Linked DNA regions of Homo sapiens: region 1 is linked to region 2. A link is an interaction called in ENCODE POLR2A ChIA-PET data of the cell type or tissue named here. Cell type or tissue: IMR-90. All regions are shown on one strand.

Region 1 (2,500 bases), 100 kb before region 2:
ATGCGGGCTTAACTGGAGGGAGCAGGGAAGGAAAGATAATACCCAATAGGGAAAATGATTGTGAAGTGGAATTGATTTCATGTATAATTTGTTTATCACTAGAGGGGACAAATGCTGTCCTTCTGACATGAGCAGAGGAGTGTGGACTATGAATGAAGCGACTTAGCATAATCTCCAGGTTGAGCTTTGGATTTAAAGAAAGCAAACTTCTTTATTCTTAACTGTGGAAATGATCAGGTCATGTTACATTAATTAAAGCTGACATACTCTCAAATGTTTTATCTGGGCAATTGCGGCAATTCGACAGAAGCGGATAGAGATGGGCAACTTCAGAAAATAAGAGGGATTTTCCCCCCTCTGCTAGTGTGGAAGACTAGCTTAGTTGCATACTGAATTATAACAGGGTTGGTGTTTATACTCAGTGGTTAGCTAGGCTGCACATATCAAACCAGGGTTCCGGATTCACGTGCAGTCTCATTGATAGAAGAGACCACATGCCCTTTGGGAGATTTGTGTCTAATCCATGTGAAAAAATGTATGTACATTTTAGAATATGACTGTGTCCTATTTTGGTACAATGTTAAAATTTTAACTTCTTTTTTTTTAAAGGAGAAGTTCTCCCATTTCATTGCTGCCTACATGTCAATTCATCTAGAATTTAATATTCTACTATAAAGTTAATTTACAGTAACCTTATTTACAAACAAAACTAAACTAAAAAGTTGCTGTTATAGAGGAAATTAATCTGCAGTTTATAAAAAGAGAACACAGTGGCAAAACAGAAAATAGTATTGCCTCGCATGTATTCATACTAAACTCCAAATTAAAGGCTTCCAGTATTTTTACAATGTATCAAATGAGCTTTTGTTTAAAGCCTTTTTTTAAACATAAATTCCATCCGAAAACGTATTTTGTTTTGATAAGAAACTTTTATGATATCATTTATCTTTTGGCGTGGAGATCTTCATCTTGTTAAGTCACAAATGCCACAGCTGCAAGTCTTTCTGGCTGAACACTAAAGGATGTTTACTTAGCATCCAGATTCTGGTTAAAATGTATATTTTCAAAATGTCTTTGCCTTGGGTTTCTCTTAAATATTGAGACATTTTATGAGGCAGTTGTTAAATAGCCAAGGCTTGTTTTATCAAGCAGCCTCAGACTGCTGTGTAATGTGAATAGGAATCTTAAAACCTCCTAGTCCAAAACACTGGTGCAAAATTCATTCCATTCTGTATTCAGCATAAAAAGCTTAGCATTAAGCTACTGTATATAGCTTTCAAGATATACTGCATTAGTTCTGTCAAATATAAAAATTTAAACATCAGTGTGAATCCACTCATCCCCTCATTTGGGAATTGTATTGTGTGGTCCAGAAGCTGGCCTTGAAAACAAAATTTTTATAGAATGCTGTCTGAAATGTTCACCTAACGTTAAGATTTTTTATCTTTCACAGAAACCCAATTTGTTAATAACTGACAGATTTATTAGATTAATAAATAAACAAACCACTTTGAGGGAAAACATTGTCAAAAAAATGTTATAATAAAATAATTGGGTATAGTTGTCTACAAGTAACAAGTAGGTTTCCCAGTCTGTACCTTTAAGTAAGAAGCCCTTACCGTAAACTCAAGACAGGCAAGTTGAAGGCTCCTGGCCCTGCAGACTGCAGGGGTGAATTGGTGGTGTTTGTGCATGCCTGGTCTCATTGCCTACCCTTTTCTCCAGCCCCTCCTTTCAATTCCGCATTGCAGAGTCAGCTCTGCACTCACTGACTTCTTAGACTCTCCACTATTTTACATTCTTCTCAATCCATCTCCTCTCCATTAACTAATTGCTGGTACATATTGACATTCTTATGTTTATCATACTCTTTGTTGAACGTTTCCACAACTCTGTGGATTGAGTAACCATGTGTTAAAAGTCTTACTTTCAGTTTTGTGGGTTCTCCTCAGAGAAGGTCCCTGGATACTAAAGAAAAGAAATGATAGTTTTATCATCGTCTTTTATGTCAGCAGATCTCAAAGTGTGGTCCATATACCATGTGGATCCCCAGGGGCTTCACGCCCAGGGCCTTCATGGGGTCAAAACTGTTTTCATAATAACACTAAGATATTCTTTGCCATTTACACTGTGTTGACATTTGCACTAGTGGTGCAAAAGCAATGGAGGGTAAAACTGCTGGCTCCTTAGCATGAATCAAAGCAGTGACACTCTAAACTGTATTCCTGGGCACTGTGTCTTCACAACCACACAATTCAATTTTGGAGGGGGCGGAAAAAGCTTCACTTAATAATATTCTTGATGAGGAAGTTAAAAGTATTGATTTTATTAAACCTCTACTTTTAGGTAAATGTCTTCTTAATATACTCTGTGACTAAATGGGAAGTTTGCCTAAGTCATTTCCACTGGATACCTAGTTACCATGGTTGTCTCAAGGAAAACTCTTGTACAGTTGTTTGAGTTGTAAGCTGAACTAACTGCTTTTTTCCAGGCATATGGT
Region 2 (2,500 bases):
GGCAACTAGACTCCACCTCTTGATGGGAAGTGTTTCCAAGAATTTTCAGACATGTGCTAAAATCATCACACCTCTGGCGTTGAATGACACAGAGGCCCCATCCTAATACCTGTGTGCCTGCCAATCAGGAAGAGTTTGGTAGAAAATCCCAGACTGGGATATTCTTGGAATTCTGGGAGTTAGGTCTCCCGATTTTAAAATTACCTGCAACTGAATGTTATACCTTGTAATCACTTGGGAAACCTTTGTCTACCCTATTGCTTTTGAATCCTGAGGTGATAACTGCCCAGAGTCCCATTTGCCTCACAGGAAACCACGTGTTACATAGAGGAGTGATGCTGTCTGTCTCTCATTAGCTTCCTGCTTCCCAAAGCCAGGCAGCAACTGTCCCAAAGGAAAAATAATCTGCATCAAGTAGCCAACAAGCACTCTCTCCATCTCTAGTCTCACTAAGACTTGCTAATGCTTGGATTTGACTTAGCCTAGGTAAGTAGCTTTTTAATACTAATTTTTAAAAACCCTGCTGTGCCAAAGAATTAAATAAGCAGTCATCTAGCTTTAAATGTTTCACAAGGAACTAAAATAACACCTTTTGGGACAGGCAATCAAGTTTTCCACCCTACCTCATCCAAGGCAAAAAGAACTCTCTTGTCTACAAGGTTTTGATTGTGTAGAATGTAAGTTTTGTGGCCATAGCTAGGACAGTATACAGTCAATTTTCTAAATGTAAAGAAATGCTTGGGGAACAGGGATTTTTATTCACAGGCTAACAAATGAAAATGTGTATGTGGGTATGGGAGCTGGTGCAAGGAAGTGAGATATTCAACCCTTGGAGATGACAGGAGTCCCCTTTTCTGTATTTAGACTACGTCTCCGCAGTTCATGAAAATACATGGCTTGTTCTTTTCCCCTTTAAACTATTCTCTCTCTGACCTTCTTTTCCCCCAGCTTTATTTGTTTATTTTTAAAAATAACTGAGTCACATGTGATTCATTTCTAAAGCTTAATACTTATGCTCAAACACAAATCCCATTGTTCACCTCCTTAGGGAGAGTGAGCTACTCCAGAAGAAAAAAGTAGAGATTTTGTATATGTTTTTGATTCTGTGAATTTATATTAAAATAAATTGTGCAGAAAATGTGACAGACCTTTGAGTAATCTGAAGGTACTGTATTATGGACCAGAAGGGAAATGACTGAAATACACAAAGCTTTGGAGGGACCTGGGAGGAGAGATTTACATTCAAAGTTTTTTGCTGAATGTTCTTGTCGTTTTGAATGCTGAGAATGCATCTATTGTTCCAGGGGACTCCTGCATCGCCACCTTGTTCACTTTCTCTTCCCCATTGTTAATGAGTGTTGTTTGGAGCCTATGTGGTTTTAATAGAGACTCAGCTAAGGTAAGCTTCGGAGATCATTTGTTTGGTATAGAGTAAGATGAGTGGGGAAAAGTCAGCAGGAGGGAAGGGTTGGAAGGACAGTAGGCTCTGATGACAAAATATCACATGGAATCAGATCAACTTCCAGCTTTTAGCCTCTTAGTTTTAATCACATCTTTCCTTCCTGTGTATCAACAATATTGCTGCCAAAACCCTACAGCTAAGAGTGACATAAACATTCAAATCTCCCAAAGACAGATGGCAACATAAATCTCCATTGTTGCTTTCTTAGAGGATTCCTAGCCTATTGCCATGTGTGGTGAATGGGACATTAGAGGTAGCTATTTCCCACAAGAGCGCTTTTTAGATTCACCTTCAGCAAGTAAAGATGCTTCATTGTTTTGGGGGAATTTTGCTGGCTAAAATCCTAGGGATTACAACAGCAAGAGAAAGCTAATGCTTGAATGAAAGTCATCAGTTAGCAACTCCACAACTTCCTTTCTGTTTGGCCTCCCAGAATAACAGATGAGGTTGTTACAGACACTGGCCACCCACTACCCAAAAAGTCTGTCATGATTATACAGACTGGTCAGGCTAACAGGTTGCTTTAATCATAGTGAGGGAAAAATGAATGGCCAAGCCCTGTTTTGTTTTGTTTGAAATAGAGTCTCACTCTGTCACCCAAGCTGGAGTGCATTGGCACAATTATAGCTCACTGCAGCCTCGAACTCTAGGGTCAAAGCAATCCTCCCACCTCAGCCTCTCAAGTAGCTGGGACCACAGGTGCATGCCACCACATGTGGCTATTTTTTAAATTTTTTGTAGAGATGAGGGTCTCCCTATATTGCCCAGGCTGATCTCAAACTCCTGGGCTGTACTAGTCCACCTGCCTGGGCCTCCCAAAGTGCTAGGATTTCAGGTGTGAGCCAACACACTTGACCTAAGCACTGTTTTTGATCAGAAAATCTCAAACATATTTGAATCTGCAATCATGCACTTAACCAGAATATGGCCTTTTGCTGAATTTGCCTTATTTTAAAGCCCCACTTGTTCTATTCTATGACAGCCTTTAGTCAAGGCTGACTGATCTTCACTAAATACATTGCAGCCTTAACACATTTT

What was found. Peaks named below come from ENCODE experiments on the same cell type or tissue, not always from the same donor. Only the 100,000 strongest peaks of a DNase experiment are listed, where the experiment ranks them.
Region 1: POLR2A ChIA-PET joins it to region 2 with 6 read pairs; 1 of 35 experiments calls an interaction of 5 or more read pairs at or near these places.

Annotation. Positions count from the first base shown.
Region 1 is chr7:91,127,074-91,129,573 of GRCh38, forward strand. The region is part of intron 14 of CDK14 (cyclin dependent kinase 14); the gene reads left to right. Among named protein-coding and RNA genes, the nearest start is that of FZD1, 140 kb to the right of the region's middle. RefSeq lists an enhancer at 1-1,692. In IMR-90, no CTCF peak of the experiment used is centred here; a DNase peak (open chromatin) is centred at 1,048; H3K4me3 peaks cover 319 bases; H3K27ac peaks cover 1,213 bases.
Region 2 is chr7:91,227,532-91,230,031 of GRCh38, forward strand. No RefSeq gene overlaps it. Among named protein-coding and RNA genes, the nearest start is that of FZD1, 36 kb to the right of the region's middle. In IMR-90, no CTCF peak of the experiment used is centred here; a DNase peak (open chromatin) is centred at 1,010.